Linked DNA regions of Mus musculus: regions 1 and 3 are each linked to region 2. A link is a loop called in an ENCODE intact Hi-C map of the cell type or tissue named here. Cell type or tissue: heart. All regions are shown on one strand. Each heading gives the region's core, and the rest is flanking DNA. Links, peaks and the distances in the headings are about the cores only.

What was found. Peaks named below come from ENCODE experiments on the same cell type or tissue, not always from the same donor. Only the 100,000 strongest peaks of a DNase experiment are listed, where the experiment ranks them.
Region 1: a loop joins it to region 2, with 7 times the contacts of the local background. A loop is called at or near these places in 4 of 42 quality-filtered maps.
Region 3: it touches region 2 in a loop (6-fold over the local background); 6 of 42 quality-filtered maps call a loop at or near these places.

Annotation. Positions count from the first base shown.
Region 1 is chr8:109,411,688-109,422,861 of GRCm38, forward strand. It overlaps a transcript of Pmfbp1 not described here. Among named protein-coding and RNA genes, the nearest start is that of Gm35145, 44 kb to the right of the region's middle. In heart, for the core only: a CTCF peak has its summit at 5,768; no DNase peak of the experiment used is centred there; H3K4me3 peaks cover 329 bases; H3K27ac peaks cover 765 bases.
Region 2 is chr8:107,596,728-107,607,901 of GRCm38, forward strand. No RefSeq gene overlaps it. Among named protein-coding and RNA genes, the nearest start is that of Psmd7, 14 kb to the left of the region's middle. In heart, for the core only: a CTCF peak has its summit at 6,499 (motif pointing right); no DNase peak of the experiment used is centred there; H3K27me3 peaks cover 1,604 bases.
Region 3 is chr8:109,534,462-109,539,461 of GRCm38, forward strand. Pmfbp1 (polyamine modulated factor 1 binding protein 1) reads left to right here. Exons shown (of 21, transcript NM_019938.3): 15 at 1,351-1,515; 16 at 2,091-2,258; 17 at 2,576-2,743; 18 at 3,480-3,583; 19 at 4,138-4,212. Among named protein-coding and RNA genes, the nearest start is that of Dhx38, 29 kb to the right of the region's middle. In heart, for the core only: CTCF peaks have their summits at 866 (motif pointing right) and 2,457 (motif pointing left); a DNase peak (open chromatin) is centred at 2,410; H3K4me3 peaks cover 273 bases; H3K27ac peaks cover 1,187 bases.

The sequences.
Region 1 (11,174 bases), core at 3,433-8,432, 1.8 Mb after region 2:
GGTATTAGTGGAAGGCACTATCTGTCCTGCCTCTTTATCAGATAGGTAAATAGGAAATAAGAGTCTGCTTTCTGCTAAAATTGCCCTTGCTTCTGTTTGTGCCTGAGCTTTGTGTCTGGGAAAACAGTTCCTTCCTACGGACTACAAAGCCATCAGACAATGGGCTCTCATCGCTAGTTTGTAACACTTTGTACTTGTGATGCGCCACTGTTTCAAAGGATGCGCCTGCCTCCCTTTCTTCCTTCCTTTGATATTTATGGAGTAAATAAGATGACCCAGGTCCTGTGCTGGACACTGAAGATGCAGAGATAAGCAATATAGTGTGTCCTCAAGAAGGTCCCTGCATAAGAAAAGGAGAGAGACAGAGACAGAGATCTAGTCAGTTATCACCCCACAATGGCTACCTAACTGGATGGATTATCACCCCCATAATGACGAGTCACCTAAATGGCTGGAACACAGAAAATTCCAAGAAGTCACACAGCCTTGGAGAGAAGGCAGATCCAGATCTTGACAGATGCTAGCAGTATGCAACTGAGAAGGAAAGATGGAGAGAGAGGACCACGTGACTACCTCATGCCGAAGGGTCAGCAAGTTTAATATATATGGTCAAAAGGCTGGTGAACCCCGATCATAAAGGACTTTCCTACGTGCTAATCCAGGTTTTCTGTGGTCAGCCACAAGACGCTTTCTTAGTTCCTCATAGCATCCTTAGGATGCAGCATTACCCAAGGGCAAACCAAAGTCTAGAGGAGCAGAAGGTTGGGTTCTAGTGGGACTCTACCACCTGTATCAATTTGTCTATTTAACACTTCTCCCTGCATCAATAATTTGATATTAATGCTATTGATCCTTCAGCATCAGGGTTTCCATGTATTGCTAGCATTTTCTGTGCGCTGTCAGCAATGGAGAGCTAAGGCGGTAAACTGGAGTCTCTTCATTCAGCCGGTGAGTCTCAGTCTACAACCAGGCTTAACCAACAAGTGCTTGACAGCACTGTACAGAAGGGGGTGTCTTGCAATGGCGGTTTATTCTGCCATGTATTTTCGCTCCGAGATGTAGTTTGATCCGTAAGGGCTAACAAAGGTTGTACAACTGCTGCTTGCAAAGGAGCAAAAAGTGCCATGGTGGGTTGTCCCACATGTGCATAGGTGCAACAGCAGGTCATGTGAATTTCAGGAGAATGGTTAGAGAGTGTAAGAGAACCCATATCAGACTGAGTATGGCAAAGGCATCACACAGTGACCGTAGGGAGATTGCACCACACCTGAAAAGCAAGCTGAGGGAAAGCTTGTCTGAATGGAATTTGTGATCTCAGCAAGACGGGAGAGAAACAGTAGCATCTTCTGCCATTGCCAAACTACTGGAACTTTGTCTCTAGAGGCCTTTGTTTCCAGGATCATAGGTGACACCAATTCAGACAGGTCACCCATTTCCTATACAGAAAGGGTGAAGAGAAAATTCACAGCTTACTAAATAAAGGACTGCTGGAGAGCCTGGGATGTAGAGCCAAGCCAGCTCTACCATTTACTCCCTTGTGTATCGGACGTCACTGAACCTCAGTTTTCCCACCTGGAAAATGGGTGGAACAACCCTACCTCCAAGTAGGGACTACAGTGATAACAGGATACTTAGAAGGTACTTACATGACAGTCTAGCTCATATCAAAGGCTCAGAAGTGTGAGCTATGGTTATTATCATAGCTACTGACATGGCTGGCTTTTGGTCTGTAAAATGGGAAGATGTAAATGAACAACTTCTAGGGTTCCTTCCAGCCATAACAACCTGAAGAGTCACTAATTTGGGGAGAAAACTCTAACTTTGAGGGTATGACTGCCCTCACCAGGGTTACACAGCGTACACAGAGGGAAGTGGAAAATCAGAATTGAAACCCAAATTGTTCTCTCTCTCGTGATTGTGGCTTTTTTTTTTTTTTTTTTTCCGAGACAGGGTTTCTCTGTAGAGCCCTGGCTGTCCTTGAATTTACTCTCTAGACCAGGCTGGCCTCGAACTCAGAAATCTGCCTGCCTCTGCCTCCCAACTGCTGGGAATAAAGGCGTGTGCCACCACTACCTTTTTTTTTTTTTTAAGATTTATTTATTTATATGAGTACACTGTAGCTGTCTTCAGACACACCAGCAGAGGGCATCAGATCCCATTACAGATGGTTGTGAGCCACCATGTGGTTGCTGGGGATTTGAACTTAACCAGAGCCTCTCTGTTCCTTAACCCCCTGCACCCTCGAACAGCCGAGCCCTGGGCTAGCTCGGTCCCTTTTGCATTTATTGTTCGTTTCTTGGAGTCTTCTGCTTTTAACCCCCTCCATTCTCCTACAAAGCTTGAAGCGGGGAGAGCAAAGTATTGTCTGTTGCCCTGGAGGAGTTAACATGCAGCACAGCTTTAAACAAGCTAAAGGATAGTCTTAAAATTCAGAAGGATGGGCTAGCGAGGTGGAGCATCTGGTGCCTGCCACACAAGTCTGGTGAGCTGAGTTCGGTCTCCAGAACTGAGTACAGAGTTGTCTTCTGACCTCCATATGTGTGCTGGCCTATCTATCACACACACACACACACGCACACGCACACGCACACGCACGCGCACACGCACACACGCACACGCGCGCGCACACACACGCACACGCACGCACACACGCACACGCACGCACACACGCACACGCACGCACGCGCGCGCGCGCGCGCGCGCGCACATGATCACACAAACAATAACAGTAATGCTAATATTTAAAGTACTGTAAGGTTTATTCTACTTATTTAGGGTTTTAATTTTTATTTTATGCGGTATGAATGTTTTGTTTCCATGTATGTCTGTGTGTATCGCATGCATGCCTGGTGCCCACAGAGGCCTGAAGAGGATGTCAGATCCTCCAGAGCTGGAGTCACAAACAGTTGTGAGCCACCATGTGGGTGCTGGGAATTGAACCCAGGTCCTTTGGAATAGTGTTTTTAACTGTGAAGCCATAACTCCAATCCCTACTTGTTTGTATTCTGAGATGGGGGTCTTGTAATATAGCCCAGGTTGGTCCTAATTCAAAATAATCGTTTTGCCTCAGCCTCCAGAGTACTAGGTCCACAGATGCACGCTGCCACCATACCCAATATCCTCTAATATCTAGAAATCACGCATTCGCTGGTGGTGCCTGGACCACTAGGAGACCAATAATTCTTCCGGGGGCAAGTGGGAGGGCTTTGCACCCAATTTGGAGAAAAGGCAGATCTTTGGATGTGGTTCTTTCTTTTAACCGTCCTGCGTTGTTGCTTGATATAAACTCTTAGTTATTTCTGTTTACCTCCTCAGGCACTTATGGCTATTTCTTAAGAGAGGGAAACAGGGAGGGAAATGGGTTGGGGACAAGAAGGAAAGGGGATACACTCCCAAAGAACACATCCTACTTCTTCATTCTTTGCCACTCATTTTCCAGTAGGGGACACTCAAGTCCCTAGCTGATGGAACGATCTTTCCTCCTTTGTTTGCCGTATCCTCTGCCGGGCCACCTCAACACCAGAACGTTAGTGTTCCCTTCACAGATGAAATATCTACTCAGGGTATTATTTTTTCCAAAGCAGTATTTTTCACTTGACAGCATCAATTTCATCAGAGGAGATTAATCCAATGACTTTAATTTGCAAATATCTTTCCTCTTTTTTTTTTTCCTTGTCTTCCACCTTTGATTTTGAGTACATGTATAATAATGTTGAAGGTTGGGTTTCCGCAACAGAATAGGCCCTGGACAGTCTCACAATTTGATTGTGCACAGGAAGCCACTGCTCTGTAACCACCCAAAACTGGAATTTGTCTCTAGAGCTGTTTGTTAATGAGTGGGAGGTAACCTTTAGGGCTCATTAACATTCCGCTGATGGAAAACTCCAGCGCACAGGTCTCTCTCCCCCCACTCACTTACACAGAAATCTATCTCTGTTAGGCGTGCTGGTGTGTGGAGATTGGTCTGGGCCCTCCCCCTTAGCCCTCCCCTTTAATCTCTTGGTCAGGTTTAGGCAGAGATCTTTAAACTATATAGATTTCTCTTTCACCATGCTCAAGGAGTGTGTTGTGAATCCAAAGAAACATACTGGGCGTCTGAGTATGTGCTGGGTTCTGCTGAGTCTGTCTCCTTCCATCCATAAAGCAATGTACTCACTGATGCTCGACGTAATAAATGGGGTGGGGGTGGTCATGGAGGTGCTCTGTACCTGAAGGCAGAAATAAGAATGGGGAGGGGGGAGGATACAAGAAGTAGCAAGCCCCCGTGTACCAACCACACCTAGAAAATCACAACGAGTTGTTTTCACGAATCCATTTGCGAGACGGCAGTGAACAGGAAGCCATTCTTATCACTAGATCCCTGTGTGGTGTGACAGCAGCTGGTTCCCCTGCCCTGCCAGCAAATAAGACCTCCAAATCCTCCCAGAGCGCGGCAGGTAGCATCCGTGTGCGGCAGAGCATTTAAATTCACTCGGCACTCCTCTGTAAAAGGCCACCATTGACCGGTACATGGCACTGCCAACCAACATCACCTAAACAGATGGAATAACTGCCAATGGAATTTGTGTTTTAATCACATTAATGTATTTGGCAGGGAGATCCACCTAAGTACACATTTCAAAGTCTGCCTTTGATCTGAGCCCCTTTGGGGCATTTTCCATGACTGATAAACTCCTCCTCTGAGTTCATAGACAAATGATGGAAATTGTGGGTTTTTTTTGGTTTTTTTTTTTTTTTTTTTTAAGAAAGGGAGAAGGAAGCCAGACACCCACGTCCCATCTGGCCTCTCCGTCTCTTGGGGGATGAGAAGCTCCGAGATTCAGGACATCTCACTCTCCTCTCACCTGCCTGGGCAGCTCCCTAAGAAGGGCTCCCTGAAAAGGACACTACTGCCCACCCAGTCCCTTCTCCCCCTTGAACACAGAGACACACATACATGCTTGATACAGAATCCACGGTCTCTGCGAGGCTCCTTCTGCTATTTTACAGACGCCTGTTTGGATGCTTGTGGAAAGCCTGCTGCCAACAGCTTCCCTCAGCATCTGCCCCTCTAGCCCATCACACATGTCTTGCTTAGCTTTCTAATATACCGTGATGGAAATCAGAAGCTGCGCTTTGAATGAAAACGCTCTAATTGTGCGATCATTCCTTCTAACTGTTCCACCGTGAGTCAGGCTCAGTACAGACACACAGACAAAACCAAGCCCTGTTGAACTTGGCAGTTTCCGCTCTTCCGGAGACGCAAAGGGCAGAAGGTCATAAGCAAAGTGTGATGGCTACTGAGGGGAAAAGCTGCTACATACAGATTCCCCGCTCAGACGCAGCTCCACCTTGCCTGCTCTTGAAATGGATCATCAGCTACGTCCCTTCCCCACTTAGGATAAAGAGATCTGAGGAGGTTTTTAATTCTCAGATGAATTTTCTTGTTTGTTTGTTTGGTGGATTTTCCCCCCTTCTTTCTCCTCCACAGAACACAACTAGCAAATGATTGGATCTTTGACAGAACAAAGGTATTTTTGATGGCTCTGTAATCTAGTGCGCTAATGTTCCCAGTCCCCTCATTGTCTTGCTGTCTGATCCTATCCCTTCTGCCAGACAGTCACTGCGGGATGAGTCACTTTTAATGTCTGATAATCAAGGTGAATTTTCAAAAAGCTGCCATTTTGGAATTATGCACTATATCCCAGTGTCAGGGACTAGAAAAGAAAGTGAAGGGATAAGGAAGGCTAAGATAGACACCTACTGTATGTTTGGAGAACTGCAGGACCCAGCCAACGTGGTACCAGATAAGATGTGTCTGGAGGGTCCAAGTCGATCAAGGCATACATGATGAGACAGAGACTATGTTAATTATAAATTAAAAATAACTTCTATGATAATGAAGATTATATGCACAGGAGAAAACGTCTTAGTTAAAACAGACTAGAAGGATAGAATTAAAACGCAGCCATTTGGGGCCATGGATTCTGTACCTACTGAATATATTGTGGTCTATTAAATAACCTAATACAAACTTAACATTTGAAAAAGAATAGAAGGGAATTGTAGTAGTCTCCGTGGAAGCTGTATTGTCTGCTGTCCTTACTTAAAGCGCTATCTGCTAAGAACATTACCTAGCTGATGAACACAGCCTCTCTCCAACCACGGAGATGAGATATTTCTAGAATCATTTAAAGAAATACCCACCCTACTCCCCAACAACAACAACAACAAACAAACAAACAAACAAAAAACCCACCAAGCCCAGTGAACTAGCCAGAGGGATGCTAAAAACCCAAGGCAAACAAAGGGTATCAGACACTCTTTCCGGGTTTTGGCTCTTCAAGTATAGGGTGGTCATTGTCTCCTCTGAGGTAATTAACTAGAGCCACGGCTCCAAATTGTAGACCTTGTTTTTCATTGTGGGCGTTGTGCTAAGTGGTGGGGTGGCTGAAGGAAGGCGATCTGAGCATAGCCCGCGAGTTCCGTTTATTATCTGGAGACGTGAGCACTATAAATAGAGCCAGGCTGTTTTGACTAGGGAAATGCTGTCCTCCTCACAGCCAGGGGATGCTGGGGAGCAGACGCTGAAGCTTCAAAGCTTTGTCCTGCTTTAGAAAAGCGTGAGGTTTTTCATGGCTGTTTCAGTGGCTGGTCGGAGAGTCTGCAGGCGCTTTATCTGTCCTGGGGGAAGGAAGAAATGGCATTTCAGAGGATGCTATTTTATACCTGTGATGGATGCTTACATGTGTTCTCCAACAGAGGCATCTAAATACCCTGGCATCCTCTGTGTACAAGTTGTATTTACAGATTATTACACTTATATTATCTACAGTGGTTACCACTAATCCTCTGTGTGTGTGTGTGTGTGTGTGTGTGTGTGTGTGTGTGTGTGTGTGTGTGTTGGGGGGGTAACAGAGAGACACACATATAAGCGCACACACATATGAGCACACATATGCTATAATCCCATAAAATGGCTATAAAATAGGCACATGAAGAAAATTTGTCGTTGCTGCATGGCTGTTATAGTGCACATAAAAGAAGATTTAAAAGCCAGAGAGTATTTGAGCTGTAAGCAAGTCCTTAGAGGTCATTTGGTACAGTCCTAATTGTAGTAAGATGGCAGAAAAGTGACTTGTCCTGTGACACTCAGTCAGAGGTCAGCAGGTGCCAGGCTAATGCCGAGGTCCTTTCTCTCAGCTCGGCACACATTTCTGTTGCCACGCACCCTCGGCAGCGTGGCTAGTCATGATTCCAGCAAAGACACCCGGAGGAAGAAAGAAAAACCCCCAGAGAGTCGCACATTTATAATCTTGAAATACAGGAATGAAATGAAACATAGTATGAATTAAAATTTTTTAAAAAAGCAAGATGGGAAAGAACATACATGTATCTGACAGACAGAACCTTCTCTACCTCAGCCAGCATTTGATACGAAGGCAGAATTGTCCTTATCTTACTAACAGAGACATTTGGAGCTGGCAAAGAAAGTGGGTGCTTCTGGCACAAATGATAGAGCTTTCTTCTTCTCCATATGTGCTTTCAGCGAGAATGTCAGACTCTCTAGGCCCCAGACTACCAGACACAGCAGACACCAGGAAGAAAACAGGACTTCCTTTTACTTCTAGACTAAATCCTTAGCAGGTGTAGATAGCCTTGCTCTCTGTTCAAAGTCTGCCTGCTGTAATCTGGTAGGTGTTTTTTGCCTCTGTAATTTGCATTTCTCTTTTGCTGTGTTCTGACTCCCGTGGGGGTAAAAATCTGCCTCCCCCCCCCAAAAGATTTCCTTTGTGCTTAGCTTCCTGGTGCCCAAAAACCCTTGTCAGGTCAAGTTCATCTCCTGTTTTAATATTAAACATGGGAATTTCCTTTACAAGCACTAAAGAGAGCAGGAGGTTGTCAGAGGTGCCGGGTGGTAACCATGGTGAAGTAGACATCACTGTGAACCAGAGCAGGGCCTCCCCGCAGCTCTGTGCTCTCTTCTAGGCTCTCTTCTAGAAGAATAAAAACAAAGGCACACACTAACAACTAAAAAGAAAAGAAAAACGGAAATCATGACTGTGTCTTAGCAGGGTAAACGATCCTTAGGAGACAAAGGAAGGGATCTCAATACTACACATTAGGCAAGACATTTATTTGTTTTTAATTATTATAATTGTGGGAAATGTGCATGTGGCAGTCAGGTGACACACTTATGGTGATGATTCTCTTTGTCCCCCATCTCTGTTGGTTCTGGGGATCCGATATATATCCACTTGTTCGGGGATCCAATACATGTCAGCTTGCGGAGCAAGCACCTAACCTGCCGAGTTATCTCCACGGCTCCACTGTAAGAGATTTTAACAAGATGATGGGTAGAGATGCTGTGATTGGTAGACAATGAAAATGTTACCACGGAACAAATGTTGGCTCTTTCGGCTCACGAATTTTGGCTCCTTCAAGTCCAACGAAACAAATGGCCTTTCAAATTCTTTCAAACATTGCGGAATATATGCGTAGCTGGTGGTGTTAACCCGGAAATATGTGGCCTTGTTCCCTCCCCCTCCCCCCTCCCCCCCTCTCCCCCTCCCCCACTTAGAGAGCCTTTGGGGTGTTGTTGGGACTTCCATTTCAGTGGTTCTGCTAGAAAGAGTGGTTCTCAACCTCAGCCCTAAGAACACTCGTGGAGAGCAGAGAAGGAAAGAGGTACCCAGTGCTTTATCCTACATTCGGCGCTACCTACGGGCTCCACCCAGCACGCACGAGTGCTATGTCCCTCAGAGAGTTTTCACAGTTAGAGGTATCTCCTACCGTTGCCAAGTGTCCCCTGGGGAAAATCACTTCTGGTTAAAACAGCCAAATGAGAGAAGATAACACTTTAGAAATGAGATCCTTTTGTCCCATGTTTTGGAGACAATATTTACCTCCGCATGAAGTCCCTGCCTCACACAGTATTTACCTCCGCATTAAGGGTCAAAGCACAGAAGGTTATGGTTCCTGGGGTTTCTTTTAGACAACTCGCTTTTAAGACACCCTGAATGCTCAAGAGACTGATAATCCATTCCGACGGCAGCGTGCGTCCCAAAGTAACCGAGCGAGGGGTCGTTGAGATACAGAGTTCACGGGACCCAATAGGTTCAAAAAAGTAGTTTTGAAAGGGATGTAACACCAACAAAACCTTTTGGGAGAAGTTAGATACCCAGTGAGATGGAAAGGCATACCATGGTCATGGATCAGGAAGCTTTGATATTGATAAGAACATAACCCTCTCTGTATACAGCCAACACACTAGGTTGTCCTGAGGGACCATTTAAAGCAACCATGACTTGGAGACCATATCTAAGAGGTTTCAAGACCCAGAGGAGATTGTGTTGTTGTTGTTGTTGTTGTTGTTGTTGTTGTTGTTGTTGTTGTTGTTGATGTTGTTGTTGTTGTTGTTTTTCAATGAATTCTTCAGATATAGCCAGGGAGGATAATGAGGGAAGAGAACCTTTCAGAGCCACAAGGAGCAACCGGTGAGGAAGCTTAACCAGAGTGAGCATGGATCCAGTCAGAAAATAGCCTCTAGCCCTGAGGCCCAGTTCTATTTCCTTCCACAGAGATTTCAGAATTGCTGTGACCCAGTAACAGGCTAGGATTTCTATTCTTTCGCCTTGTAAATGAAAATGCCTACTGTGGTCACTCTAGAGCATCTTCTGCCTTATTTTGAATATGTGGGCACAAGTAAATAAGCTGGACTTCTTAGCCCTATGCCCCTAGGTCAGAAGAAACCACCCAAGACCCAGGCTTGAGTCTGTGGAGAGATTACATGAGACTTTAGGGTCTTTTCCAGAGCAAAGTGAAAATACTTTACCCATAAAAGAAGAAAGCACATGCTGCCATGAAAGCCGGTGGTGGTGGGTTTCATGCTGTTCTCAGTTGTTTGCTGGGTCCTGGGGAAGTTGATAGGTGTTAGACATTCTCACTTGATTCCCTGCCCTTGTCGGTAAGCAATGGCTGCTCTTCTGACACAGAGCACAGTTACACACTTTCTTACACCAGTGTAATATGTATGAAGGTGATGTACAGTTTCCCACAGATGCTTACAAAGCATCTCATGGCTTCCTCCACCCCATCCCCACTGCAGCATCTTACCCATCTGAAGACTTGAGCATCGCTGAATTAACTCAGAGTCTCAGCTGAAGAAATGATGGTTATGACCTTGACTAGCTCATGGGTATGATGAGCCATAACACATATAGGTATTTAGATATATGTCAGTGTCAGCCATATTACTAAAAGGGCCTCCCAACTTTATCTTCTGATATTTGGACATTGGAAATAATGGAATTTTTCACTCCACCTTTATGATTTGTATCTTCTTTCTTGGGCTCCAATTTTCTTGCACTTTGTTAAATGATGTCAGTAGAAACTAAGGAATATTACCAACATGCTGTTTCGCATCCTTTCACCTAAATCCGCAGTGTCATTGAGTATATAATCTGGTCTTCTAGGAAAGCCAGGATTCATCAGTGCAATTATTAAGTACAAAACCAGACAAATAAGGGGGGGAAAGCATAAATAAACTCAACACTTGTGTGATTAATTAATTAAAACCTGTCAATAAACCAGGAATACAAAAACATCTTCACCGTAAAACAGAGCATCCATAAAAATTCCAAAGCAGATATTGGAGCTTCTCTTTGCTTCTATTTAGTGTTGTGTTAGAAGGCTAGTCAGGGAAATAAGACAAGAAAAAAAAAACAAAACAAGTAAAGCATCCAGCTAGATCATAAGGGAAGTAGGTCTACTACTTCAATAGCTAACATGATCTTGTCCATAGACAATCCTTAGATTTGAAGGAGCAGCAATTAAGAGGAAGGGACCAGTGGGAGGCAGAGAGGAACAGCACAGAGTAATGGGAGGTGCATATGGTGAACATGCAGTACCTGCATGAATGAAATGGTTACAATGAAACCATTATTATACATTGTCTTACTCAGGGTTTTACTGCTGTGAACAGACACCATGACCAAGACAACTCTTATAAAGGACAACTTTTAATTGGGGCTGGCTTACAGGTGCAGAGGTTCATTCCTTTGTCATCAAGGTAGGAGAGGAGCATGGCAGCTTACAGGTGGGCATAGGACTGGAGGAGCTGAGAGTTCTACATCTTGTTTCAAAAGCAGCTAGAAGGAGACTGGTTTCCAGGCAGCCAGGATGAGAGTCTTTAA
Region 2 (11,174 bases), core at 3,527-8,526:
ACCAGGATGGTCTTGAACTCACAGAGATCCGTCTGCTTCTGCCTCCTGAGATTAAAGGCAGGAACCACACCATGCCCAGTCCCCATTTTAAAATAATTTTATTAAACATTTTTAAAACTATGATGTGTACATGTGTGTATCTGAGTGTTTGTGCACTTGAGTATAATGCCCCCAGAGATTAGGAGAAAGCTTCAGATCTCCTGAACTCCTGTTGCAGGCAGTTGTGAATCATCCTGTGGTGGTTTGAATACGCTTGGCCCAGCAAGTGGCCTATTAGGAGGCATGGCCTTGTTGGAGTAGGTGTGGCCTTGCCTGAGGAAGTGTGTCATTGCGGGGGTGGGCAATAAAACCCTCCTCCTAACCACATGGGAGCCAGTCTTCTCCTAGCAGTCTTCAGATGAAGATGTGTAACTCAGTTCCTCTTGCACTATGTCTGCCTGGATGCTGCCATGTTGCTTGCCACCTTGATGACAATGGATTAAACCTCTCAATCTGTAAGCCAGCCCCAATTAAATGTTGTCTTGGTCATGGTGTCTGTTCACAGCAGCAAAACCCTAACTAAGGGTGTCCCAAGTGGTTGCAGGTATCTCTTAACTGCTATGCCATCTCTCCACTCTCTCTACCCTTTGAGTCGGGGTCTCTCACTGAGCCCGGAGCCCACCCATCAGGGAAGACTAGTTGACCAGTGAGCTGCAGAGGGCCTCCTCTTGTCTCAGCTTCTTCAGCACTAGGGTTCCAGGAGCACCCCAGTAGTACTGGCTAGCTTGTGGGTTATTTTCCTCTATCAATCAAAGAATGAAAAGACAGGGAAATGGCTCAGTGTAGTTTGTTGACAAATCGTATAGATGTCTCTGGTGGAGGAGACCATTAGCAATAAGGAAGTGTGGGATTTTATTTGGGGTTAGGATATTCCATCCAGTGATTCTCTCTCTCCCCATGTTCTCTGTCACCAAAGCTGTTTATATGTTCCTTGTGATACACAGATCTCTGTCTCTAGAAGTCTTGAATAGCTGGGTAAGAGTGGGCTCCCCAGCCTCCTCTGATCTTCGTGGTATAACAGTACAGAGACCCCAGTGAGGGGAGATAGGGGTAAAAGCCATCAAAAAGTCAAACAGGTTATTACAGTCTCCCACAACCTCACCACCATGCCTGGGTTTTTGTGGGTGGGCTGGGATTTGAACTCTGGTCCTCATGACTGTGCATCAACTGCTTGTAGGTACTCAACTACTTCTCTGGCCCTTATTTATTGATTGATTGATATTTATTTATTTATTTATTTTTGGGAGACAGTTTTATGTAGCTGTCCAACTCCCTGTGTAGCTGAGGGTGACCTCAAACTCACATTCCTGCCTCTGCTTCCCAGGTGCTGGGACTGCAGGCAAGCAAGGCTGTGCCTGGTGGAGGTGGTGCTAGGGGCTTGAACCTACGTCCTTGGTCATGCTGGGTGAGCACTCTTTAACAACTGTGCTTCAAGGGTAAGGTTTTCAGGAGCGAGGACGGGTGGGTTCAGGAAGCAGCACCAGGTCTCTGGCATGAGAATAAAGAGAACTTAGCACAATTTTATAGGAGAATGCTAGGAGCCCGGTAGATGTTGGCAGACACAGCCGTAGTTAGAGTGGAGATCAGTTATTATCCTTCTATCTTATGACAGGGAACAAGAATTTTATATTTTTATTACCTGGTATTTATATTTTAGGTAGCCCGGAAGAAAAAGCACTGACACATACCTTTGCCTTTATCAGATATTTCTTTATCTTTTGCTTGATATATTTTTACTTTGAAAGTAGTTTTTTTTTTTTTTTTTTTAAGAATCTTTTCACTAAGATTGTACATGTGACCATTTTGATCTTTCCAGTGGCTGATTGTTGCAGCAAAATTTGATTTTTTTCCAAAAAGAGGTTTCTCTGTTTTTTGTTTTTGTTTGTTTGTTTATTTGCTTGTTTGTTTTGGTTCTGTACAGGTGATGTCCCAGTGTATTGGCCTTGGATCCTGACGCGGCTGCGGCTGCTATTCATCTTGTTGTTGTCAAATTTCATTTAACTGCAAATTAAAAAAAAAAAGAAGAAGAAGAACTGAACAAAATTACAGCAATTTCTGTTCATATCCAGGAAATAGAACTCTCCGCAGGAACCTTTGCATGAGTTAGAAAATCATTTCGTATTGTGCTGCGATGGCCTGCGAGGTTCTTGGGGCGAAGCACGGCTCACCTCTCTTGGATGGAGCCCAGAGAGAGCCCTCGGTGCACAGACCGTCGCTAACTGCCCAGCTGAAAAGCTCATTTTCTTTCAAGATCGGTGTTGGAAGCTGCTGTGATTCAAACGATTCAAACGAGGTACTAAGCTTGCGAATGAAGTACCTTCAACTGAGATTAGGAAAAGAGCGCCCAGGGGCTCACAGGCGGCTTCGGGAGCTGCTTCAGCAGGGACCTCGCTGGAGCTTCACTTTGAATTTATCTCTTCCTTTGGTTAAACATGGTGCCTATTTTAATAAAAACAACTCCTTAAGTTAACCCGAAATAAACAAACGAGAAGTGCCTTTTATGGTTTGGGCTTTGTCCATGCTGGGCGAGCGCTCTGCGGCTGAGATCACTTCTGGGTCCTTAAATTAACCAGGTCTATGTTCAAGTGCCTTGAGCCCACTTTTATTTATTTATTTATTTATTTATTTACCACTCTGACATTGTTTTTGCCTAAAATTTTTATATTGCATTTTTCTCGTTTTGTGCGCGTGCATGTATGTATGCGCAAAAATGCCACCGCGCGTGTGCAGAGATCAGAAGACAACTTTTGGGAGTCGGGTCCCTCTGCTACGGTATGAGTCCCAGGGATTGAACTCAGATCCTTGGGTTTGGCAGCAGGTAGGTGTCTTTACCTGCTGAGTTCTCTCGTTAGCCGATTTTGTTTAGTTTTAGAGACAGGATCTCACACAGTGGTCCAGGCTGGCTTAGAATTCACTATCAAAGGATTAGCGGTCCATTTCTAGGATACAGTGTTTCACAGGGCTTCTCTCCATTTTTCATTTCTTACAATCTTTCTCCCCTCTGTGACGTTCCCTCAGGCTCCGAGGAGGTACTAGAGATGTTCTGGGCAGGACTAAGCACTCAACAGTCACTCTCAGTGCTTTGTCCAATCTGAAGCCCCTCCCACTAACCATCCCTGACCGAGACTAAGCGTAGCATTCGTGCTGGGCGTGGTGGTGCACGCCTTTAATCCCAGCCTTTGGGAGGCAGAGATAGGCAGAGGTCTGAGTTCGAGACCAGCCTGGTCTAGTGAGTGACTTGCAGGATGGCCAGGGCTGCACAGAGAAAGCCTGTCTTGGAAAAACCAAACCAAACCAACAAACAAAACAACAACAAAAAATCTAGTTTTCAAGCCCTGTCTGCCTGTCGATCCTGTCTGCCTGTGACGGTAGGGGAGGGGGCTAGCTCTGGAACGTGCTCATCAGACACAATTAGTATTGGATGTGTGAATTAATTGGTGGTAGTCCATTTTTACAATGTGTGTGTGTACTTGTGTACCGAAAATACTGGAAATCTATATAATTTTATCTGTCAATTATATAGTACAGCAGGAGAAAAAGGCTTGTCAAAAACGAGCTTTACATATTTTCTGTTCCACACAGGAACTGGATGGGTCAAACATTAGACACCGGTGCATTGTCCATTGAACTTTAGCAGTTTCTTCTGTTTGACATGGCAGTCAGAAGACAAACAGGCACTGGCAGGTTCTGGGGTGATGACGGGTCACCTCTGCATCTCCTCCGTTCTCATCTCTCCCCTTTGCGCCTCATCTTCCCTGTCTTGTATAGCTTTGTCAAGACCATCAGAGCATTGTCAGCTTGGTGCGAGGTTAGCACTTGGAGGCCACGGATGGACAGACACACTTAAAGCGGAAAAGGAAGTCTTTATTGCCGTCGGCAGCTGCAGAACTTGCTCAAATCAAGTCGTCCTGAGCCTTATAGCCCTTTTTCTTTTATGCACAAACCCGATATCCTGGTTGTCACACCAGTTACCAAGAAGCAGAACTACAGAAGTCAAAAAGCGAGGTTACTACACCTAGGGACTCCCCTGGAAGTATGGATTAGGTCTTTATTCTAGTTTTGGCAGGGGTTGAGGCCCGTGCGCTGAGGTTTCCCGCCAGATGGTGCCTCTAACATGGCGTCAGCTGTGCTAAGGTCCGGGCACCTGTTACAAGCTGATAATCAACGTCAGGGCTGTTAAGCATGAAGCGGCTTTATCTGGGGGAGTGTGGGGGATTATAGTTTAGGAGATACTGATTTGGATAACACCAAGAGCGAGTCCCAAAGCGAGAGCAAATGGCTTGGGTTTAAGACGGAGGAGAACTGAGCGGGATTGGTGCGAGCAGAGAGGTAAGGCTGGGGTCCTGGCCCAGCTGCTTGGCAGACAGCGCGTTTAAGTCAAGGGGTGCTGTGATTGGCCAGAGTGCAGCCTGTAGGATGTCTCTAGGCTCCCCTAGAACTGTGGGAGCCAGGTGGGATTTGCCTTCTACCCTCCTATCCTCCTCCTCCTCCTCCTCCTCCTCCTCCTCCTCCTCCCTCCCTCCCCCCCCCTCTTTTCTTAAGGTAATGTTTCATGTAGTCCAGGTTGGCTTCAAATTCATTCTATAGCTAGCTAACCTTGAAACTTGGTCTTCTTTCGTCACCTTCCAGATACTGGTGTGCACCACTAAGCCCATCTCTCCTTTCTCTCCTTTTCTTTCCTTTTCTTTCAACACATCTTCTTGAATACCCAGGCTGGCCTAGAACTTGCGATTCTTCTGCTTCAGCTCTCTGTGTGTGCTATTATCCAACTCCGTTAAGGTGTTGTGTTTGCCCGTCAAAGTGAAATGACTAGCAAATAGGCCTGGTAAGATGATATATTAGTGTATGTCACACACACATCACACACACACACACACACACACTCTACACAGACACACACACAGAAACCACACACAGACACACATAGACACACTCAGAGAAACATACACACACATACACAGAGACACACAGAGATGCAGACATACACACACAGACACACACACACACAGACATATACAGAAACACAGACACGCCACACACAGATGCACAGAGACACACATATACAGGCACACCATACACAGACAGGCACAAAAACACACAGACACCCCACACACAGACACACAAAGACATACACGCACACACAATACATGACGCATACACATGAACACAGGCACATATACAGATAGACAGACAGACACAAACACATACTCTCACACACATACACTAATATATAAAAAACAAACTTATGAAACCCTTTCAATGCTTATAGGATAAAATTCGAATGCACACATGCCAAGCTCTCTGATTACTTTTCCTTTAGCTCAGGCACAGTGGTGCACCCTGGGATGCCCGTTGGGAGCCTGAGTCGAGAAGAATGTGAGTTCACACATAAACCACAGGGCGAGAGCCTGCTCCCTAAAACTAAACAAAGATCAAAACCCAATCTCAAACTTTCCCTTCGTTACTACATACAATTCTTTTTTTAATAGATCCATTATTTTGAACCCAATTGACCTGTGTAAAGTGTGCGTGATGTCTAGACCGACTAATGGTATCCTTCAAAACCCAAACGATATATTTTGGACTATTTTCTCAAAGGAACTACACACCATTTTCGGTTATTGTCAAATAACCCCTTTATCATAATTTCCGAAGCTCCCCTTTGTAGCTGGAGTTGAAAGAGGTGAGCGGGTTGGAACGCCAAGCCAGCGTAAGGCTTAGCAGGGCAAGTGCAAAGCAGTTGGCTTCCCTCACAATACTTTTGCATAGGAGATGTTAGAGGGAAGGGGGCAGCAATAGCTCTGGGGAATCTTCTATAACTTGTACCCGGGAATGAGAAACTCTTTACTGCGCTGATATCTCAGCTGCTCAAACCGCCTTTTCGAAGCTAGTTCAAACTTGATTTTGATCAATTAAACTACCGGGAATGGAGACTTTTCCTTGAGCGTAGACTTAAGCTTTCACCTTTAAAATTTAAACTCCTTCCCTCTGACTTCAAAGAGAAGAAGTGCCGGCTTTTAGAATCTCATTTTTAATATACTGAAGCCCTAGGATAATATTTGGGAAATGAGGAAGGAAAAAATTGAAATAGTTAAAAGTTTGGTTTTTATCTGCTATTTGATACTGAATGTACAATGTCATATTCTGCAAGAATTTTTTTTTTTTTTTTTTTTTTTTTTTTTTTTTTTTTGAGCCAGGGACTCACTAAGTATATGGCTCAGGCTGGCTTTCAACTCTTCTTCTTCAGTATCTAAGGGATTATATGTGTGTGTCACCATGCCCAGCTTAGATACCGTTTAAAAGAGTGTATGGATGAATAGTGTTGTACTATCCTGATGAATTTTAGTAGGCTCTCTTGGTAATGTTTTGGAGTTATATATTTAAGTTAAAAAAAAAAAAAATCTTTGTTCCGCAACTGGAAAACAAATTGTTTAACAGGTATTTCCAGCAGAGGGCGCCATCTGACCATGGACGCGCTATCGCTACTTGCCAGTATCCTGTAGCCCATTTTATCAATATACATAAAAAACTCAATGTTCAAATTAACTAGTTCAATAAGTAATTTAGCTCATTGATTTTTGGGCATATCCTAAGTGCCATTACAAGCTACGGATATTTTAAATGCCATTACCTAATAGAAGGAATGTTTTAAGCACCTTTTATTGATTTTATTACTGCTTTATTTTGCTGTCTTGGTTTAAAATCATTTTAACCACTCCGTAATCAAGAAGAAATATATCGTTGGTGAAATACGGTCAATTTCCTAAAAACCTTTGACATCATTAAATAAGGAATAACAGTTGTTAAATCATGTCAGGCAATAACGGAGGGACAGAAGAGATATAAAGTTTGGAGCAGTAGGCCAGCATACCGGGAAAGCCCCATTGACCTTGCGCCTGCAGATCCCACATGCACCAGAAGCACTCGAGGTGGCTCATGGTTTTCACAAGCAGCAAGACAGATTTAAAAATCCCAGGCAGTCAGGAAGTTGGAGGGATGGTAGCAGGACGGGATGATTCTGGACAATTAGAGACTTTCTTAATGACCTCCTGTGATCCTCTGTCAAAATGATTCTCTATTTGGCAATCTCATTTGATTTTCTTGCTAGACTCTAGCATGTTGATAATCTGAAGAGCATGGAAGTGATGTACTCGTAAGTTTTTTCCCCTTCTCTTTTAACGTCTCCTTCTTATACCCGTTTGGTTTATATTAGCAGTAGTACGGAGCTGATCAGCTGGGAGAGAGGCAAGGAATCTGGCCCCTAGACTGCTTAATCAAAGAGCGGCAGAAGCAGGTAGTGAGCGCAAAGCCTTGCTCTAAGCCTGCTAATGAGTTGATTGCATTGACATTTGATATAATTTAACTGCAAATATCAATACTTGTATACGATTTAGAGCGTAGCTGTTGAGCTGTGATTAGAAGTTGAAAATGATTCCTGGTAAGAGACCACCTGGCTGTGACCCAAGCCCGGAGAACGCAGTTCTCCTCATTAAGTGGAATGGATCCAGAAAGTCAAGTGTTTTGATTATTAATAGAATCTCCTCCTTTTCTTTGAGCAAATGTTAGCTTCGAGAGGAAATTGATAATTATCCGAGGTCTGTTAAATGATCGTTTGGTGAGCTCATTTCATTCCTTCAAATGAGCTCGTGTCTCCAATTGTGGCAATCATTCGCCGGGCAGAAGAGAACACTAGCTCAAACCCTAGTGGGTGTCACTGACAATGTCAGTGTGGTCAGTGCGTCCGGGAAGAATTCATCCATTGGAGGCTGCAAACCAGATTTGGCTGAAATGTGCATATTTAGCCTATGTTAACTCATAAATTGGATAAATACGTTATGCTAAACTGCACTGAGTAAATATTGAGTATGCAAAACACTCTTGTAGGTGTCTCAAACACAGAGAATATAGAATCTAGATTCTCCTCTGTGAAAGTGATGAGTACAGCTCCTGCCCTGTGGGAAGGTTGGAATAGGGATGGGAGACTATGGAACAGGGAAACGCCAGGCAAGGGAATGGGGAAGTGGCTTTGGTAAAGAGCCTGGGACATCAGTGGCTGGCATTCAATAGACCAGCAACGCAAACAGCACTGTGTGCTTCTGGGGAAATTGAACGAAGCTTCTCAAAAAATAAAATCTGATTTGCTCTGTTTCTTTCTTTTTTCATTTTTTTTCAGTATGTGATGTTTCTTTATTTCCAAGTTTATTATTATTATTATTAGGTATTTTCCTCGTTTACATTTTCAATGCTATCCCAAAGGTCCCCCATACCCACCCCCCCTTTTTTCATTTTTGTTACGAAGTGTTTAATACACCGTGAAGCGTGTGTGTGTAAGATCAAGAAGAAAACGAAAATCTCTTTTCTTCCAGTGAGATGCAGAATCTTACAAACCCCTCTGAACACCCTGTGGCTCATAGCTCCTTCCTGCCTACCCCAGTACTTCAAATTAATATTATTTCACCCAGGTGCAAAATATAGGAATTTCTGGATTGGCCAAGATCTGCAACTTTTATTCTTACCTTTGGTTGGATCCATGAGAAATGAAATGAAGAAATATGTTGTGCTTGCCTGGTATGCTATGATTACATAGTGTGTGTGTGTGTGTGTGTGTGTGTGTACACATGTGCACACATACACACACACACACACACACACACACACACACACACACACTCATAAGGGATGGGGGTCAGAAGCAAAGGGAGTTCCAAAGAATTCAAGTCAAAATAACCTAAATAAAGGAAGAAGTTCAATTTACTCATATTTATTTATTTGTTTGTTTTAAGATTACAAGCATGTCTGCGTCTGTATGGGTTTATGTGTGTCTATGTGTGTCTATGTGTGTCTATGTGTGTGAGAGTGCCACAGAGGCCAGAGAATATTGGATATCCCAGATGTGGAGTTACAGATGGTTGTGAGCTACCTGATGTGGGTACTGGGGTCCCTTGCAAGATCACTACGTGCACTTGACTGCTAAGCCATCCCTTCAGCCCCCTGCTTGCCCAATTTTTCTTCCTTTGCCCGCCATGCCCAGATTGAATGGATAATTCCGATGACATGTTATGACTGAGCCACATGTTTGGCTCTGGGGAGTCAGTCACAGTTTTCATGTATAAAGGCTCCCACGTCCCATGAGATGCTCATCTGTTAGCTGGACGATGAGTATTTTCAGATTTGCTTCCTAATTTGGCTGTTGATGCTGCCCCCCCTTTCATGTGCCAGTTTCCTAAGATCTCCAGTGGTATTTTAGGTTATAGGTGGTGGCAGCTTAAATGAGAAGAACTGTGGGGTGCACAGTTGGGGGTGCTGTCTCAGGCACACGCTTAGCTTTTCTATCTAGTCTTAGACTTACAGACTATACTCTGGTTACTTTTGTCATAAGAATGACTTGATTTCACTAACGAAGACTAACCTTGTGTGACCTTCTAATTCCCACCCAAAGAACAAGTTAGCCTTCTCCAACATGGCATCCCTTACTTATGAGAAGGCTGCAGCAGAGTTGGGGACCATTGTTGCTATTTCCCTCTGCCCGCTGGCACTTCTCTTACGGTCTTACGGTCACCATCCTTATGGTGGGAGCTTCCAAGGAGGGATGGAGGAAAGACAAGGTACAGAAAGTAGGAAGGGCTTCCTTGTTGAGCCCCGTCCTGACTTGCAAGTGATGCGACCCCGGCTCGGCAGGCACCCAACACCCACCCTCCACCACAGGGAATAGTGACTGCTGCCACATGCTGTTTTTTTTTTTTTTTTTTTTTTTTCTGGCTGCATTTCATGGAGTCCATCTCTCCCTACCCTGACCCTTTGGGATAGGGGTCTCTATTAGAATGTCTCCTGGCTACATTTCTTTAACGTCAGAACCACTCACCCAACTGTGAGGACTAAATGAAATAATATATGTAAACCACTCTTCCTGGCCTGTGTTTGAACAAGTCAAGGGTTGATGTAATCTATAGGTTACTCTGAAAGTGCTTCATAAACCATATTATGCATAGAGCCTATAAGATGGATTTAAAGAGACTCTGATATGTCAATTGCAATGTCAGAGAGAGAGAGAGAGAGAGAGAGAGAGAGAGAGAGAGAGAGCGAGAGAGCCAAAGCTGGAATTTGTGCTCAGTCCTTCCCAGTGCTAGAGTCTCTTTTGTGTGTGTGTGTGTGTGTGTGTGTGTGTGTGTGTGTGTGTATGTGTGTGTGTATGTTTTACCTGCCTGCACCTATATGGCATTTAGATAGTCCTGATATCCTTGTTATGTGCCCGGTTTCGTTGGAGACCCTAAGAGTCAAGGACACTCTTGCCAGTGGTTCAGGTAGAGAGTGGCTCTTGCTGTTAAAGGAATTATCTGGCATGCGTGGCACACATGCTGGCCTGGAACTTGGGTCACCTCTGTGGTAAAGGTAAAGATGGTTAGATGACAAGGATCAACTCTGATTTGAGCTGCTGGGCTCCTGTCCTGTTGAGAGCCTCAGTGACTCTAGTTACAGTCTTCTAAGGTCAGAAATCTCCATAGAGGGGTCTAGAAGAATATGGCTGCCTGTTCATTCTTTTTCTTTTCTTTTCTTTTCTTTTTTTTCTTTTTTTTTGAGACAGGGTTTCTCTGTATAGCCCTGGCTGTCCTGGAATTCACTCTGCAGACCAGGCTGGCCTCGAACTCAGAAATCCGCCTGCCTCTGTCTCCCAAATGCTGGGATTAAAGGCATGCGCCACCACTGCCCGGCTGCCTGTTCATTCTAACTCACGTTAGATGATTAGATGATGAGTTAAGGAAAATGGATTTGGAAAGCATTGCTCAGAGTTAGCAGTACTTGATAGAGCAAGGGAAAGGGAGAAAACCCAAACTGGAATGTTAGCACAATTCATTTCGGTAAGATGCCACTTATAAGATCCCATTGCCAAAGTGAGGCTCTGGAGGCGTGTTGCTCTGAAATGTGGCTTCTACATGCACGTATGCATGGTGTGCACGCATGCACCTGCATATATGCACATGGGTGTGTGCATACATACATACATACCCCCTCCATACCCCTCAGTATAGCTAGCAGGTGTCTTGCCCCTGTATTTTGATGTTTAACAAGAAGCCAAGTCAGTCCCAGGTAGAAAATATGAAAAAAAAAAAAAAAACAATTTGTTCCCGTTGCTTGTT
Region 3 (5,000 bases), core at 1-5,000, 1.9 Mb after region 2:
CTCCTTAACTCAGTACTATAGCAAAGGTAATCATAGTTGTGACTCCTCTTTGTGTTTCTAGTTTGGCTCCTGTTCTCTCTCTCTCTTGTTCTCTCTCTCTCTCTCTAAGATTTATTTATTTACTATATGTAGGTACACTGTAGTTGTCTTCAGACTTACCATAAGAAGGCATCTGATCTCATTACGGATGGTTGTAAGCCACCATGTGGTTGCTGGGATTTGAACTCAGGACCTTCAGAAGAGCAGTCAGTGCTCTTACCTGCTGAGCCATCTCGCCAGCCCACAGAATTGTTCTAAAAAAAAAAAAAAAAAACTGCCAAAGTTGTGTCCAGTAAGACCCCCACCCCTTGCACCATACAATATTTGAATCTCTAACTAAACACCTGAAAACTTACGTTTTATTTTACGACTATTTCGTGCCTATTTTGTGTTGGGCTCTGAGGTCCAACAAGGAGGCAGAGGTGACCAAAATACATACAGGGCTGGGTAGGCAGAATGCTGAATCATATCTGTGAGCTGGTGTTGGGTTCTAGATCTGCGTGTGTGCAGGTGCTCATGGGTATTCGTGAACATATATGTGTGGTGCATGTGGAGACCAGAGGACAACTTCAGATAATTCCTCGTCTGTCATCTGACTTTTTTTTTTTCTGAGACAGGGTCTTTCAGTGACCTAGAAATCACCAAACAGGCTAGTCTGCTTGGCCTGTGAATCCCAGAGGGTTACTTATTTAATGTCCCCAGAACTGGGATTATAAGAGCATACTGCCATACCCAGCATCTTTTTAAAAATTTTTTTATGTAAATGTATATATGATTTGGCTACATGTATCCCTGTGAACCACATGCATGCAATGCCTACGGAAGCCAGTAGAGGGCATCAGATCCCCCAGGACTGGAGTTACAGATGGTTGTAAGCCACTATGTAAGAACCAGGAATTGAACTTGGGTCCTCACTGGGCCATCTCTCCAGCCCCAAGATCCATCTTTTTAAAACAGGTTCTATGAGTCTAACGCAAGTCCTTGAAAGCACTGTATGGACCGAGCTATCTCCCCAGCGCAATCTCCCCAGCCCAGACAGACATCTTTGCATCTATGAAACATATCTTATCTACTTAGCAGGTTCCGGAGCTTTTTTTTTTATATTGGCGATATGGTAGCCATAAAGAGAAACGAAGCTGGAGAGATACCAAGCAGCTCAGAAGGGGCTCTGCTCTTCCTATCAGGGAGGCGGAGATGTGCGCGTGCACATCAGCAGCTATGACAGAGCGCCCAATTCCTGTCTGCCTCCTACAGTCGCGCATCTGTGCATGCCAGGAACAGCCTTGATAGTGATGTTCTTGTTCCCTAAAGATAGCCCGCCAGAAGGATTCCATCATGATTCTGCAGACACAGCTGGATTCGGCTATCCAGAAAGAGAAGAACTGTTTCCAGAACATGGTTAGTAAAGAAGCTTATGAGGAACTTGTGCGGAAGTCGGGCAACTGCCAGGACGACCTGACACAGGCCCTGGAGAAGGTGAGGCCACGCAAGGTGAGGCCACGCCCACTCTCTGCCAAAGAAGTAGTCAAAGAAACTCGGGGGGGGGGGGCTACGAGTGGACAGGAGTCAATTTCTTGTATGACTGACACTCTTCAGTGCTTTTTAACCCTTGCCCGGACAGGGCGGTCTGTCCAACGAAGGCCTGCGTTCTCTTAGTTTTATATGTTGGTGTCCTCGGCTTCGTTGTAGGGTGGCAGAGATGATAATATCGAACCAGTCTTCCCGCTCACTGGTGATTCACAGACAGGGTTTTTCCCAAAGTCTGGATTATCAGGGGAATCCATGCCCCGTCTCTGGTGGTCATGTCTACAGATCGGTGGGGAAAAAAAAAAACAAAAAACAAAAAACTGGAAATGGAATGAGGAAGGATGAAAGACTGGGAAGAGAGGTGAAAGCCACCTGCTCTCCCTCCCCTTCCCTCTGGACCACCTGCAGCCTGACCATGGGCACCACCACAGAGAGGGCCTGGGACCTTCTGTACTAAAGACTCAGCCGAGAAGACCAAGGGCCCTGGAGGCCACTCTAATCCACTCTGTGTTTTCTGCTGAAAGCTCACTCAGGCAACCTCAGAGACAAAGAGCCTGAATCGCTCCTTGCAACAGACCCAGGAGAGGAAAGCTCAACTGGAAGATGAAATCGCGGCTTATGAGGAAAGGATGAAAAAGCTCAATATGGAGTTAAAAAAACTGCAGGGCTTCCAACAGCAGAGCGAGCAAGAGGTGAGAGTTTGGGGGTGGGGGAGGGGACGCTCACTCGGGCTCCCTTCCTATTAGAGGTCCACAAGGTCACCTTTTGCAGGCAGAATTATTTAGCACTCAGCCAGTACCCTTTGGCTGCTGGGTTCACTCCACCTTCTCTGCTTGTGGACTGACAGGCAGGCAAGGAAGGAAGATCAGAGCAGGGGCGCCCTCTGCTGGTCACTGGAAATTAAAGGCACACACCCCTGTACTCCCCCCAAGCCAGTCTACTCCTCCTTGCCTGGTCCCGTCTTCCCTACTACCCCTCCCCAATCCCCTCACTTTGCACTCCTGAGTAGGTGCACAACTTTGACAAGAAGCTGGAGGAGATGAGCAACCAGGTGTTGCAGTGGCAGAGGCAGCACCAGAGTGACCTTAAGATGTTGGCAGCTAAGGAGTCGCAGCTCCGAGAATTCCAGGAGGAAATGGCGACCCTAAGAGAGAGCCTCCTTGCAGATGAGAAGGAGGTGGGCACAGTTTGGATTCTGTCACTTCCTCTCCACCCCTCCTGACTGGGCAATTTGGGGGGATGGAAGGAACACACACTTACACACACACACACACACATACACACACACACACACACACACACACACACACACACATGCATTATTCAGCAGGGAGCCGAGTCTGGATAGTTCTGGGTCATTTCTAACCAAGAGAAGCCTGGTCCCAGCAAAAGACTGGGACATCAGTTTCCACTCACAAAGATGCCCCCCTCCCACCCCTACCCTGGTTTGCTGCCCTCTGAGCATGTCCTGCTAGTTTTTGCCATCCAAGCAGATAAGAAGCTTTCTAGACAAGCCACACATCCAGCAACCAGAGCAGGGACATCCACGGCAGACCACAGGGCCCTTGCTCAAATGAAAAAGAAGCACCTCTTCTTCCTGGTTGTCTTCTTCCGTTGGCTGTGTTTATACTTGTTCTAAAACACTGCTGTTTTAGAACAAGTCACTCCACTGCCATTAGCCTGAGAATCATTACTATCAGTGTACATATCAGCCACGAACCGTGCCTCCTCCGAGGTGTCACCACTGTGAGTTACGCAGGTTCCTCATGTGGCAGCTCTAGCCTCAGGTTGGGCAGCAGAGCTGATTTTTTTTTTCTTTTCTCAGAAAGAAGAATCCAGTATTTGGGGGAGGGGGAGGTAGCAGTCGGTGTTCTCATCCCTTATCGTCTTGTTTTTCCTTCCTGTGTGTAAAGCCGTACTCCCCGCCTGCAAAGCTAACCCCCAAAGAAACCTGCAGGCACCACCGGGAGAATGACCAGATTATGAACAACGTGGAACAATGGGCAAAGGAGCAGAAGTGAGTATTTGAGACAGAGGTAGGGTAGGTCCCACGGCCAGGAAGAACTGAGAACCACAGTGACAAGTCAGTCACACATGCTTGCCGGAGAACTCACTCACAAGAACTGAGAATCAGACAAGAGGGGTCTGGCCCTTTCAGGCCATCTTGCAAACCCTGCTATATAGCAACAGAGTAGCATCCGACGGGAAGGCCCGTTTCCAGGAGGTCCAAGCTTCTTCTTCCTAAGTTGGGATCCAACCTTGCAAAGCCTGTAGCATAGCAACAGAGTAGCATCAGAAGCACAGAGCCCGTTTCCATGAGGTCCACGCTTCCTCTTCCTAAGTTGGGATCCAACCTCACTTGGAATCCAATCCCTTGTAGACCAAGGCATTAGTAGAATGTGAGTCCCTTTGTGACTGACAAGGCTCTCCCTCTAGGGAAGAGGTGATTGATGGGGGGCAGGAGGGGGGCAAGGAGCCAGCAGAAACCCTCCTGGGAAGACCCAGTGCCCATCAGCCAGCTTCTCGCAGCTCTAGGGAAGAGTCATCCCTCCCCTGTGTGTTTTGTTACAGGATTGCCAATGAGAAGTTGGGAAACAAGCTGAGAGAGCAGGTTAAATACATTGCCAAGTTGACTGGCGAAAAGGAGTAAGTCTTCCTCCCTGGACAGTTGCCTCTTGGGACCACCCCTGGTTGATTGACATTCTGTATGGGGACCAGCCCCCCAGGAAAAACAAAACAAAACTAAGATCCAGGCAGACCCTGAGACCCGAAACAGTTCCTTTGCAACACTAACATGTCACTTGACTATACTGACAAGGGACCTTAATACCTTCCCCCTCAATGGCAATACAGTAAGAGATCACACACCTCCTTCTTCCACTCAACTCCTGTGAGTTTCAGAGGCTGAGGGCATTAAGAAAAGAATGAGTAGTGGCAGACAGGACTATGTGTATGGACTAAGTGGCTGGAAGAGATGTCCATGAACGAAGGCGAAAGGAAGCCATGGCTCACTGCTTTCAAGGCAGGAAGTCCAGGTTGAAGGTTCCTCTGCTTGACCTTGTCCTCGGGAAACTGAGGCACCTTTACTTAGGGTCCTACTCTCCCTGTGACCCTGCTTCACCTCCTGGTCAAAGGTTTGTCTATTGGGAGTGAGGCATGGCTGTGTAAGGGAGGTTGAGGACAGAGGTGAAGAAATGAGTGTCTAAAAGTGGAATCTTGGGGGTGGTGAAGGTTCAGGCAGTGACATGGCCTAGGGTAGGGGTTCCCAGGCTTTTTCCATGGAGCATAGAGACTACCATGATTGACAGTCCAGGAGGGTGTGGAGAGGGTTTGCATGTGTCAACGTTGGCCAAAGCAGCAGTTGCCTCATGCTCTGTTATGAGGGCTGAGAATGTCAATGTCTCTGACACCTGGATCCCATCTGGGGCTCCTGG